4 separate regions of the Homo sapiens genome follow, and regions 2, 3 and 4 are each linked to region 1. A link is a contact called in ENCODE Hi-C or POLR2A ChIA-PET data. All regions are on one chromosome and are shown on one strand. Each heading gives the region's core, a stretch centred on a gene start or an enhancer-like site at or near the end of the contact. The rest is flanking DNA. Distances are from core to core; before and after follow the strand shown.

What was found. A loop is a pair of places that touch in the nucleus more often than their neighbours do. ChIA-PET counts read pairs that join two places held with the same protein, here RNA polymerase II (POLR2A). Pooled maps may share reads with other maps.
Region 2: a loop to region 1 is called in a pooled map, with 9 times the contacts of the local background. The contact joins two enhancer-like sites. A Hi-C loop is called at or near these places in 2 of 37 single-sample maps with no recorded cell type and 3 of 50 pooled maps. POLR2A ChIA-PET finds 5 or more read pairs at or near these places in 1 of 52 experiments (activated B cell).
Region 3: a loop to region 1 is called in a map with no recorded cell type, with 7 times the contacts of the local background. The contact joins two enhancer-like sites. A Hi-C loop is called at or near these places in 2 of 37 single-sample maps with no recorded cell type and 2 of 50 pooled maps.
Region 4: a map with no recorded cell type shows a loop between it and region 1 (9-fold over the local background). The contact joins two enhancer-like sites. A Hi-C loop is called at or near these places in 4 of 37 single-sample maps with no recorded cell type and 3 of 50 pooled maps.

Annotation. Positions count from the first base shown.
Region 1 is chr2:180,332,648-180,336,007 of GRCh38, reverse strand. No RefSeq gene overlaps it. Among named protein-coding and RNA genes, the nearest start is that of EPCART, 210 kb to the right of the region's middle. Within about 2 kb of position 1,332, at least 2 of the 41 ENCODE cell types and tissues checked have a DNase peak (open chromatin) inside an H3K27ac peak, as active enhancers do.
Region 2 is chr2:181,585,000-181,588,106 of GRCh38, reverse strand. All of the region lies in intron 2 of CERKL (CERK like autophagy regulator), which reads left to right. Among named protein-coding and RNA genes, the nearest start is that of CERKL, 71 kb to the left of the region's middle. Within about 2 kb of position 1,311, at least 2 of the 41 ENCODE cell types and tissues checked have a DNase peak (open chromatin) inside an H3K27ac peak, as active enhancers do.
Region 3 is chr2:181,789,400-181,792,756 of GRCh38, reverse strand. No RefSeq gene overlaps it. Among named protein-coding and RNA genes, the nearest start is that of ITPRID2, 100 kb to the left of the region's middle. RefSeq lists an enhancer at 835-2,034. Within about 2 kb of position 1,321, at least 9 of the 41 ENCODE cell types and tissues checked have a DNase peak (open chromatin) inside an H3K27ac peak, as active enhancers do.
Region 4 is chr2:181,989,495-181,993,040 of GRCh38, reverse strand. The region is part of intron 2 of PPP1R1C (protein phosphatase 1 regulatory inhibitor subunit 1C); the gene reads right to left. Among named protein-coding and RNA genes, the nearest start is that of PPP1R1C, 5.4 kb to the right of the region's middle. Within about 2 kb of position 1,385, at least 2 of the 41 ENCODE cell types and tissues checked have a DNase peak (open chromatin) inside an H3K27ac peak, as active enhancers do.

The DNA of each region.
Region 1 (3,360 bases), core at 83-2,582:
TAAAATATATTTCTTTCCATCAAATAGCTTAGAGTGATAAAGGGATTTGGGAAAATACAATTAAGCATAATCTAAGGCAGTTTGCTAAACACCAATGAAATGGTACTAGTAAAAGTACACCAAGAATTCTAAGTCTTCTGGATGTGAAGGTTTACAGTTTTAATGAAAATGGAGAGATAATTTGAAAAGTAATTCTAAAACCTCTGATCTAAAGTATCTAATACTCTAAGGCTATCTTTTTCTCTAGTATCCAACTCAGCCATAATTCAAGTTCAAATTCTATGTGACTGTAAGATGCCCATTTTCTCTTCATAGCCATCCTTGTCAGATGTCTTGCTTCAGATAAGTGCTTCTGGGAAATCCCCAACTCCCATCATCTCTGGCCATCCTGTTGCTTCTCAGTGAAGCTACTGCTCACTTGAATTCACCTTGGTTCCAATGCCTATACATAGGTCACCCACCTCTTTAGGCTCCCAGGCATATGTAGACAATAAGATGTAGGGATTAAAACTAAGTGGAAGGAAATCTTAAAACTAGATATCAGGTAACAGTACCACAAAACTAAAGATCCCAAGTATCTCTTGATAATGTCCTTAAACAGAAAATTTCATAAGACCCATCTGTCTTCTTCATTCCTGACATGCTAGTCTTTGTACCACTACTCTCCACCAACCGACTTGAGTTTCCCTTATTTCTGTGCTTTTTCTTAAGATCCAGCTTCCCAGTCAGTTTCTAGGTCTTACCACAGAAAGATAAAAATAAACTAATATTAAACTATTTTCCCATTATGAAATAAATTATATTTTATGTAACTGAATACATTATTTAACAGTCGCATCTGTTTTTGGAATCACTAATTTTAGATTTCAAAAGCTGTGGGTAGGACTACATAACTATAAATCTCACTAAAGAGTCTCCCTTAAAGATATAATTTAGCTTTTGCTCTAAAATTCAGAAACTGAGCTGACATGGTGGCTTGCACCTGTAACTTCAACTACTTGGGAGTTGGAATTAAGTAATCCTCCCACCCTGAGGTGTTCGAGACCAGCCTAGGCAACATGGCAAGACCCTGTCTCTAATGACAAAATAAAATAAAATTCAGGAACTGTTGTAATTTTAGAAATATAATTTTTCCTTATTTAAGAAATAGAAATGGTAGCGGTGTTGCTGATGGAAATTTATGCTTTGAAACATCCGTTGAGCTCTCAGTATCTCTTATCAACTATTTTACTGGTTTTTAGTCATCTTTCTGTTCACTTCCTTTTTTCTCTGTTTTTCAATGTCACTTTTGACTCTCTCATACATGCACCCATTCTCACTTCCTCAAAATCTTGATTCCACCTGCCTCATAGATTTTCAAGCTTTTCTAACAATAATCTCCTCTCTCTCTCTCTTTACCTTCTTTCCCCATCCCTTCTTCTTTCTCCTCTCTTGCCTTTCTGTTACTGCCTCTATCATTTCCCATCATTTGGTCTATCGACATTTTCAAGTTTCTACAAATTTAACATGATTCTCGGACTCTGTATCCATCACTTATTCCTATAAAAGTTGTCTCTTTTCTTTACAACCAAACTTTCTGAAAATTGTGGTTTTTGTTTGTCTGATAATAGCATTTCCCTCTGCCTCTTAAATAATAGATTAGCACAATATGGAATTATAGATTGGCATTTTTTCTTTTCTTTTTTTACTTTAATTTTGGGTACATGGTCTATATATTTATAGGGTAAATAAGATGTTTTGAAGTGGACATGCAATGCATAATAATCACATAATGTAAAATGGGGTTTCTGTACCCTCAAGCATTTATCTTTTGTGTTTAAAACAATCCAATTATACACTTCTAGTTATTTTTAAATGTATAATTAAATTATTATTCACAATAGTCACCCTGCTGCACTCTCATCAAATACTAGGTTTTAGTCATTCTTTCTAATTATTTTTTGGTACTCACTAACCATCTCCATTTCCACCCCCCACCTGTCACCCACTACCTTCTCAGACACTGGTAACCACCATTCCATTCTCTATAAGTTCAATTGTTCTGATTTTCAGATTCCACAAACAAGTGAGAACATGCGATGTTTGTCTTTCTGTTACTGGCTTATTTTACTTAATATAATAACCTCCAATTCCATTCGTGTTGTTGCAAATAACAGAATCTAATTATTTTTATGGCTAAATAGTACTCCATTGTGTATAAGTACCATATTTTCTTTATCCATTCATCTGTTGATAGACACTTAGGTTGCATTCAAATTTTGGCTATTGTGAACAGTGCTGCAACAAACATGGAAGTGCTGCTGATTTCCATTCTTTTGGGTATATACCCAGTAGTAGGATTACTGAATCATATGGTAGCTCTATATTTAGTTTTTTAGTAACCTCCACACTGAAGGTTCTCCACAGTTGCTGTACTAATTTACATTCCTACCAACAGTGTACCAGAATTCCTTTTCTTCTACATCCTCACCAGCATTTGTTATTGCTTGACTCTTAGGTAAAAGCCATTTTGACCCAGGTGAGATGATATTTCATTGTAGTTTTGATTTACATTTCTCCAATGATCAACTGTGTTGAGCACCTTTTAGTATGCCTGTTTGCCGTTTGTTTGTCTTCTTTTGAGAAATGTCTATGCAAGTCTTTTGCGCATTTTTTCATTAGATTATTAGAATTTATTCCTACAGGGTTTTTGAGCTCTTTATATATTCTGGTTATTAATTCCTTGTCAAATGGGTAGTTTGCACATATTTTCTTCCATTCTGTGGATTGTCTCTTCACTTTGTTGGTTGTTTTGCTGTGCAGAAGCTTTTTCACTTGATGTGATCCCATTTGTCCATTTTTGCTTTGGTTGCCTGTGCTTGTTGGGTATTACTCAAGAAAGTTTGGTCCAGATCAATGTCTTGGAGGTTTTCCCCAGTATTTTCTTATAGTATTTTCATAGTTTGAGGTCTTAGATTTATCTTTAGTCAATTTTCATTTGATTTTTTTGTATAAGATAATAGAGAGGAGCCTAGTTTCATTTTTCTGCATATCAATATCCAGTTTTCCCAGTACCATTTATTGAAGAGACTGTCTTTTCCTCAGGGTATGTTTTTGGCATACCTTTTCCTCGGGGTATGTTCTTCCTCATACCCTTTTCCTCACGGTGTGTTCTTCCTCAGGGCATGTTCTTTATAAAAAATGAGTTAACTGTAGGTGTGTGGATTTGTTTCTGGGATCTCTATTCTGTTCCATTGGTCTACATGTCTGCTTTTATGCGAGTACCATGCTGTTTTGGCTACTATAGCTCTGTGGTAAAATTTGCAGTCAGGTAATGAGTTTCCTCCAGTTTTGTTTTTTTTGCTTAGGATAGCTTTGACT
Region 2 (3,107 bases), core at 62-2,561, 1.3 Mb before region 1:
ATGATAAGTATGTGAGATAATGCATATGTAAATTGGCTCAATTTAGCCATTTCACAATGTATATATATTTCAAAACAACATGATGTACATGATAAATATACAGTTTATTTTTAATTAAAAATTTTAAACTCTCTAATTGGTCTTCAACATATAGTACACAAGTCTTTTCACGACTCTTTATAATGGAACATATGTTCTTGGAATGCTAAAAATTATTTTTTTTGGAGGCCCTGCAAATAACTAAAAATTTATCTTAAAAGCCACACCTAATTACTTACATATGATCCAGAAAGGATACTTTGAAAAAGCTTTTTAATTGATAAAATCATTAAGGTAAAACATATTCATAAAAGTGTTCTCTAATAATTTTATAATTTTCTAGTTCATGAAGGATTAAATATACAACTATCATTTGAATTGGATTTTTTATGAGGTTAATTGTATTTAAATGCTAATTATTTTAACTAATTTTGTGGTTGACTTCTATGTAGAGTAGGGAAAAAGAATTTCCTAAAGCCAGTTACGTATATCTCTTTTTAGTCTGGATTTTTAATTAGGAAAAGTGATATAGTTAAATAGGTCTACTCTATAGCATCTTCTAAAATGAGTAAAAATTCATTATATCAGGATAAAAAATGATAAAGATATATGGATGACACATTTGGCTGAATTTTTCTTCTTCGCTGTTCTCTTGCTCTCTATTTAAATAGTCTTAGCTCTTTTATCATTTAAATTCTGAAGTATTGAGGTGATTATTCCGGCAGCAGGTGATTCTGCTAATTACTGTTCAGTCAGTTTTAGCTATTAGAAACAGAGATATGTTTACATTGCTGGGCTGCATGTAAATTTAGAAGTTACATGGCTTTGTTTTTACTTTGACTTACGGCATTAAAATTATTTTCATCTGTGTATGTAAAGATCTGCATCTATAAGCTTTTGTGGATAATAAGGTGAAATTGATGCATTTTAATATAAATTGCCAATATAAAATATCTCTAACTCAGACCTCTACTGGAAAGTTGTCAAATCTTATGTAGGAAAGGCTTTTACCATCACTGTTACACATTAACTGGGCATAGTTTAATATTAATAGCTCCTGAGACTTGTGGTTAACTGAGGTTTCTATTTCCTGTGTTTGGGTTTTATCTTTGCAACAACTTGGTTGCTTTTCTGTGTAAAATAGTGGTGAATATACACAAGAGTATGACAAGGTTCTGGGCTCTTAACTTTGATGAACACCATGCCATTTCCATCATGCTGCACTCAAAACAGCACAGATGTGAGTCTGGGAGTGGCGTCCCTGCCGCTCTCATGAGCCTTTGTTTGGAGAACACCCTGATTAACCCCCACCCTTCACGGTTCATTGACTCACTGATAGATCAAGTTTAAACTAGTATATATTAGCACATTTGTTACCAACAGAGGAACAGTTGGCCATTCTGTTTTACATTGCTGGTTCATTGCAAACTGGCGTGCTAAAAAGGTCTGTACTCTAGAGTATGAATTGGGAAGTTACCAAAGGACTGAGAACCAAGTCAGTTGCATATTAATGTTGAATTATACCTATATTTTAATCTTGGATTGTCTACTTGGGGGATGCTTACACTGTTGTCAAGTTATGAATAAGTGATAATTACCACTTTGAAATTCATCTTTTTTTTTCAAGGAGTTTAGGGGATTTAGGTGTCTCAATATAGCTTTCATATTAAACAGTTTGTCATAATTGGATGAGAGCAGAGCAAGGTCATGACTACCTGATGCCTTGTGTTGGAGCATTTTAAAAATGTTTTCCAGAGAGTTATTTGTACCTAATGACTTTACATAAGTCCTTACATTATACTTTATTTCTAGGTCACCTAAAAATGTTAATTGTTTAGTCAAGAGGGTTAGGATGTGTGTCTGTTTTCTCATGAAAAAAATTAAGCTGTTCCCTTTTTATCAATTTTCTTGCAATCTAAAGGCTTTTTTTTCTTACCTTCCTAACCTAGTGACTAAGGTCATCTTATTGTTACAGTTCCTTTCATGGGAGATAGGTTTACTGCATCATTTGGCAGTTTCATAGGGTGAATTTTGTCTTGGCTTCATCTTTCCTTACTGGTTGTCATCCCCTGGGCCACCTGCTTTTTTGCATTTTCCTTTCTCTTGTGAGATGATGAAGCTCTGTGCCCCGATGGGGATGAGAGACAGCACTCTGAGTTCAAGTCTAGGATAAGGCAATGGGCTTGCTTTTCAAAACAAACTAGTGTCATACGGGCTGCTGCTTTCAGGTCCACTGTCTGATTTTATCACTGATGACTTGTTTCTGGAAGGCAAACTGATTTAAGTTCTGAGCAAAAGGGTCGGTGTTTATTTTCAATGCTACTATTAATTTAGAGTTTTAATTTAGAAAAGATTTTTTACCAGTTCTCAAATATGATTTTTCTATTGACTTTAAGTTTGTAGATATAAGGAGTAGACATGAGATAGAGACTGAATTGCTTTTTTGTTTTTAAAACTTGGCAGTAATAAGGGGTTGCTTGTTTTTTCATGCTAAATATTTTTTCTAAGGGATCTAGATACCTATCAGAAAACTTAACTTTGATAACTCTGGTTCTTTATTAAGTATTTTTGTCTTATTTTAGGAATTAATAGAAATAGTTGTAATTTTAGACTTCCTTTATAAAATACCAATTTAAAGAGAAGCTTTTTGCTTAAATGATTGTTTTGCAGTGTTGTGCTTTTGTTTTCTTTAATGCAGTTGAAATCGCAGCTTTATAACTTATTTTTTAATTTGGGGTTTTTAAAAGAATATTAGTTATTTATTTATATTTATTGGGCACCTACTGTGTGCCAGACACTATTCTAGGAACTAGTAAACATAGCAGAGAGCAGAATCATGAAGTTCTTGACCTCAAGGAGCTTAAATCCTAGTGGTAGAGGGGGAATTCAAAAAAATCAAATAAATGTATTTCTATTATGTCAAGTGATGGTATGTACTACCAGGCAATCAGATGAAAATATTTCCTCTTCTATACACAGTGGGCAAGGAAGGCTTCATTGACTGTGGAGTTTTAGAAGAAAGCTGAAAGTAATGGGGAAAGAGAGCCATATCGATATATGAAGGAAAA
Region 3 (3,357 bases), core at 72-2,571, 1.5 Mb before region 1:
AATCTCATTGTTGTTTTAATTTTTAATTTCCCAGTGACAAATGATGTTGATCACCTTTTCATACACTTGTTTGCCATCTGTACATCTTCTTCGGTCTTCCAGTCCATTTAAAAGTACTTAGATAATTTATTGATTGTTAAAGCTATATTTCAAGTTTGTATCACTTTCTTATTAAATATCCTTTCCCAAGAAAAATTTCTAAAATTTGCCACAAATTTGGATTACATGGACAAAACCCTCCATACACTACCAGTTGTGACATTACTGGTAGAAGGAATCTATTTTAAATGAGTATCATGTATATTTAGCAAATTATTTTATTGGTAGTCTACCTATCATCTTAAATACTACTAGAAACTGCCTCTCTTCACATCCAAATATGAAGACAGTGCCCACTATACTTTAGCATACATTACCTAACAATGAAGAAGAGGACACACATATGCCTTAGTAATAACATTGTCTTGCTTTGTGTCCTTGAACAAGTCACTTTGCCATGAGAGGCCTCAGTTTCTTCATCTGTTGTATAATGAGGTGAGTGCAGACAACCTAGAATTCCTTTGACTTTTTTCATTTTATTTTTTACTCTTTTCTACAGTCTCAGTCACTGACCAGAGGCTCATTAACACAGGATTCTTTCCTTTGGCTACCTTTCCTCCTACCACGACCACACTAAATTTTCCTCGTTTAGTTGTTGGTACTCTTTCCAGACCACTCCTTAAGTTCAATATGTACTTTCTCTCACTTTTATTATCTAGAGATCAGTTTCACTTGTTAATATGCTGTGTTTTAATTTTTTCATATCACATCTAATTAGAACTTGTTTTGCTTGAGAGTAATTAAATTTTATGACAGCAAATTAAATACAAGTTGATGGCTTCATGGTTTATCTGAAAATCATCCCAGACTGCTTACTAGAACCTAAATTAAAGTTGTTTCCATCCTCCACTAGGACTCCTTCATGAACAGGATATGTTTCTTGATGAATTTCAGCTTTTGGACTACTCTTTTTTTTTTTTTCTAAAGGATAGATCTGAGAAGCCAAGAAATTGAGCCTGAAAAACAACCCGCCACCAAAGGGTCTTACTCAGGATATATTTGATAAACTCCTTTTTCCTTGTTGTTAAATGTATCCTGTTGCCTTGAAAGAAAGGAGTACGCCTACCTATACAGTGAGCAATTTTCTCTCCAGGGAGTACTTTACTCATTCAAGTTCACCATAGGTCAGGCTAAAAGCAGTCCTGGTATGATTTGTATTTCTCACCACAGTCATCCTTAACTGATTCAGGATGTATGACTAATTAGAAGAAATATACACAGCAGGCACAGTATATGACACACAGCAACCACCTGCATAGGTTGCCATTGTGTTTAAGTTGCACAGATGGCCCCGTGAGTCATTAACTTTTATAAAACGACTTTAAAATCAATGTACTGACAAAGAATGTATAGGACTGTGCATTCAAAAAGTTCAGGTAAGTGAAATGGTAGACAACTGGAAAGCAGTGTCTCCCCCTTACCAAGAATGATTTACAAATCTAAGGATTATATCTTTAAAACCAGAAAAACAAAACTATCTCTAACAGGCAACTCTTCTGTTTGTCTTTTTCAGTCTCACACAGAACTCAAAGCACAGGTCATAGTTCAGGGGCTTGAACGTGTTCACAGCTCCCCTGACTGCATTTGTCTTTTAGTTTGCGTATGATGTTTACCTGGCTGTGGCTGGCCAGACATATATTCCTGGCCTTGTCAGTATCTAAAATTCGATAAATGTTTATTACAGAATTGGAACAAAGAAGAGTAAAAGGGCTTTGAATAAGGGCTGAAGGGGTCTCATCTTTGAGTAACATCTGTGACTGATACCAAGGCATGCCCCAGCAAACAACTGAAAGCAGCTTCCTGTGGGGTGACGTGCTTATCTGATCTGCCCGCTCTGGGTGGGCCCTCAGACTTTAACAGCTAAGGTAGATCCGTATACTCTCGGGTGTAATAATACCTGGAAGGGTTTTAGGTTGGAACTTTATAAAGATGACAAATTTAAAACTAAGGAATAATCTGTATATGCAGATTACTTTAGAGTTAACCCACACATGAAATCAACCACAAGAAAGTCTTCAAGTGTATTACAAGTGCCCCTATCTACTAAGGAATTTGTTCTGTTGAAAAAATAAAATATTCTTTGGTGATTTGGGGGTCTAAATTTCTAAGTTGCCAATGGTTCTACATATTTTTCAGCTGTCCAGTTTCCATTGTTGCTGTTTTGTGGGTCCAAGTCGCTTTTTTCCTACAAAAAATAATAATAAAAGCTCACTTTTCTTAAGGACTTTCCACATTCGCAGAACTCTTCTAAATCCTTTATGTGTATTTTAGCTCATGTTATTTCCTTCTATCATGGACCTTATTACTATTTTTCAGGACATTCTCTATCTCTGAGTCCACAGATGCTCAGTGATAGACCTTAAAATCTGTCGTATCAGCTTCGAAAGTGCAGATAAGGCTTTCCTTCAGTGCTCTCTACTGAATGTGGGTGTGGAGTTAGTGACTGTCTGGGAATGACTGCTCTGTCTGTGTGGCTTTGAAATCTCTGTCTTTCTCTACCTGTGTCCCACTTGCTGATTGCAGGAGTGAACTTCTGGCATGTAACATCTAGAACAGGACGAAGTTGGAAAAGCTTTGTCCATTGCACATGAGCATGGATAACATGACTCTTTCTGTGAAAGATCAATAATAATAGTGCCACATGAGAAGAATCATGATTACTCTTGTAGGTAACTACAACAAAAATCTACTGTTGGCAATTAGTCATCTACTATTTTGGACCCATCACTTGTACAAGGTATATATGTACTGTCTGGTACCTAGTTTAGCTGCATTGATTCATTTTTCACTTCCCATCTCTTAAATATATTTTGCATAGATGGCATTCTGGATAACAAAGAGTTTCTATATGTCTCTTAGGGTAAATGACATTATTGGTGTACAGCTTATTCCATGTAGAAGGATTCTATACTTGACAATGGAGATCTCATTTTACAATCTGTGTATCTTCTTTAGCAAGCACCCAGTTTAGAAATAATACAATTACTAATTTAAAATGATTAATATTTGAGTCCTTACTGCGCTACATACTTCATATTTGTTATCCCCCTTAATCTTCACAGCCTTCCCATGAGATAGATCCTATCCTCAATCCAATTTGACATACGATCAAAGTCTGAATTGAATTGATGATGTTAAATAACTCAACTGTTAAGAGTTGAAAACAGGTCTGCTGACTCTAGAATTCAGTCTTTACCATTATAGCTGTATGTTCCAGATAGTATTCATGCTAACAAAACAAAATGATTCATTTGTTAG
Region 4 (3,546 bases), core at 136-2,635, 1.7 Mb before region 1:
TCAGAATCCTGAAACGTATGCCTCATTTAGAAAGTAATATGCTACATACAGTATAAACTGTGGCTTCTTTTTCGTTTCTGGAAATGAATAGCCAAAGCAATTGCACATCTCAGTTCTCTCTAATGACCAGGCCTGCTATCAAATTTGAAAGGAGATAGTATTATATTTAGTATCATATATCTCTTATGTCTCCTATTAACTAACTTTTGGGAACCTGAGGCATGTGAGAACAACCTTTGTTTTTATTCTTGATTTCAAAGGATATTTGACACTAAAAGGGTCAAAGATAAAGTCGATTTCCCCAAAATTTGGCTGTGATAGGAAGTTCAATAAATATACTCAAAAAACTATTTTACCTTATGCTTCGGATTCCACTTTTTAGATGTACAGTGAGCTTTTAAATGACGTCAAAACTCCTGGGTACTTACCCAAATCTGCACTTATCTCCAGGCCTCATACAGCTCACTCATGTTTAGTAGGCGTCAGGTCCATTAAATATAACTGTAACCATATTGTCTCTGCTTAACGGTAAATGGAAAACAATGGATGCCACAAACTTTAATATTCAGAAGACCTGGTCTAGGCTGGCTTTTTACTGGAAGACTGTGTCCAGCTCTGGGCTTCAAAGGCAGAGCAATAGGGAGAATTCGGATAGAGTTTATTAAAGCCCTTAGGGAGATTGAGAATAAAAGAAAATAATCATTCATTCATATTTTTTAAAAGGTGAGAAAATGACTTTTTATTGCAGAGAACAAATGAAGTTATTTTAGAATAAAGTGGGGAATTTATATTTAAGTTTGGTATAAGAAATCATTTTCTAACATCTGAAATTATCAGAGCTGGAGTTGAAAAGCCCGGTTAATTATGGATTCTTCTCTGAGGTATATAAAATGGAGCGAGTCTCAGGGACTTGGGTTGGTTTATGTATGTCTGTCATGAAGATGTGTGGTTAAAGTAGGTATTTTCTGAAATTATTTTCCAACTCTAGATTTCAAACGCTGGTAGCCAAATATACAGTCTTTTCATAAGTCTACTTAAGACATTACTTGTTTTTAAGTAGACTTAAAATATCTATAGATGTGATGGAATAAATTACAGAAAGTATCTTTGCCATTTATTTCCCTACAGAGAGGATTTACACATAAGCAGCTCTCTAGATAAAAAAAAATATATAGGAACCAAACCAGTTCACTACAGATTATACAAAAGTAAAAGCAAACAGCACACAGTATAAGAATAGATAATAATGCTCTCCTGTGTAGCTTCAGAGAGCTTATCATAAAGAGGCCCTTAATCAGAAGAGGAACTGAAAATACAGAGAGGCAGTTTGCTACAAAGGTCACTCATGTTGGTAGCCCCAGAAAACATTTGAAAAAGACGAAATATAGGGAACTTTGGCGATTCCCTACTTCCCCTATCTCAGTTTTTCAGTATCTTTTTGCTGCCACCTGACTGTTGAGAGTTATTCCTAGGAGCAAATACATTGTTTCTGCTTTTTCTACCCTAAAGACACACCTCTGTTACTAAACTTTCCCTGACTCATGCCTTCAATTTAAAAATTTTAGTTTCATCTCCCACTATTTTGAGTTAAACTGATTTACTAACCCATGCCAGAGGGTGATATATCCTTAACAGATTAAGTATCTGTTTACATAGTGCTTCTACTGCTGAGAGTTCTAGGTTATTTGTCAGAAAGGGACTGATGGGACATTATGCTGCCCCTAGAATACAACTAATCAGGTGCCTATCTCATCTATGTGTTTAGACCAGCATAGATGAACTAGCAAACAAAAAATCTGAATATACATCTTGAAATATCTTTCTATTTTTCCTCTACAAAATATAAACAGAATATATATAATCATTCTTTCAAATACTCCTATAATTTACTCTTCCTGCAAACACTTCAAAAGGTTAAAAAAAAAAGCAAGCTATGTCTAATCCATTTAACAGTGATTGCAGTACACTGATCTTGTCATATGAATTGGAATGTTTTATTACTTATGTTTCTATAATGAAGAATTTAATTTTCTTTGCTTTATTAATTGACAATAAAGAAAGATTTGCAGGGTTTTGAATTTTAAACAGCATTAATGACAGGTGAGTCCAAGAACAGCCAATTATTCCCTGGCCAATTTCAGTGAATTGAAGAGATTTGTTTAGTTTTACCAGGATTTAAAGCTGCACCCAGCTTTTGTTTTTCAAACAACATATTGCTTTTGGGGGACAGGAGAAACAGTTGCTTAAAAATGGTCATTTAACACTTATGAGTGTTTTCGTTGTTACTCTTATTTGTTTTGTTGTTTGATAGAGAGTGTTCAAATAATGTGTGGAAAAGAAACTGTTGGATCGCGCAGAAATATTTAGAACAGATGAGATTATGAAGATTCTGTTTTTCTTGTTATATCTTTGTTCTTAAATATCACATGCAAATATTGTATTCCCGAACACATCAGTTAATGATACCTAATCTTTGTTGCACTTTGCAATTTTTAAGTCATGTTCATGGTAACTCTTTTGATCATTACTACAACCCTGTGAGGTTGAAAGAAAGAACACTATGATCCCTATTTTATAGATGAGAAAATAAAGCTTGGAGGCCGGGCGCTGTGGCTCAGGCCTGTAATCCCAGCCCTTAGGGAGGCCGAGGCGGGCGGATAGCGAGGTCAGGAGATCGAGACCATCCGGCTAACACGGTGAAACCCCGTCTCTACTAAAAAAAAAATACAAAAAAATTAGCCGGGCGTGGTGGCAGGAGCCTGTAGTCCCAGCTGCTCGGGAGGCTGAGGCAGGAGAATGGCGTGAACCCCGGAGGTGGAGCTTGCAGTGAGCTGAGATCGCGCCACTGCACTCAAGCCTGGGCGACAGAGGGTGACTGTCTCAAAAAAAAAAGAAAGAAAAGAAAGCTTGGAGATATCCCTTTCCCAAGATCACATCACATGGCTAGTTAAGACCAGTATCCAAGTTTGATTTGGTTTAGTGTTCTTTTTTTGCTGTTTGTTTCTTTGTTGTTGTTGTTGTTTTATCTTTAGAGTTATTTCCCCAGTAAGCTTGGTGCTAGATCATTTTTACTGGGAAAACTATAAGCTTTTAAGGGTTTTACTACAAAAATCCATCACTAGTCCAAAATCTCTAGTTGCCATGCACACTTATCCAAGTCCTATACACAGCCAAAAGCTGATTAATTCTTTGTAGACTATTCTAGTTTCCATAAAGGGGGAGGAAGATGCAGGCAGGTGATGTACTAAAATAAAGTAGTTCTCTGTGAGATGCTATTTGCATCTAATTTGTCTCCAGTGGTGCTTAAAAAACAAAGAGAAGTATGAGGTCAATTAGAGAAAAGGGACAATGCCATCTAGTAATTGGGAGATCTGACAAAAAAAAAGGTTTCTAGAGAAAAACTGAATCTTATTCCCAGGGATATTTAAGTACAATTCCTTAATCTACTAAGATAAGTGGTCCAGAAAATGGATTTACTTTGTTTGGATTTGCTTGTTTATAGGGCCTGAATGACTAGTCACATTATAAAGCCTTCACCATGTAGTG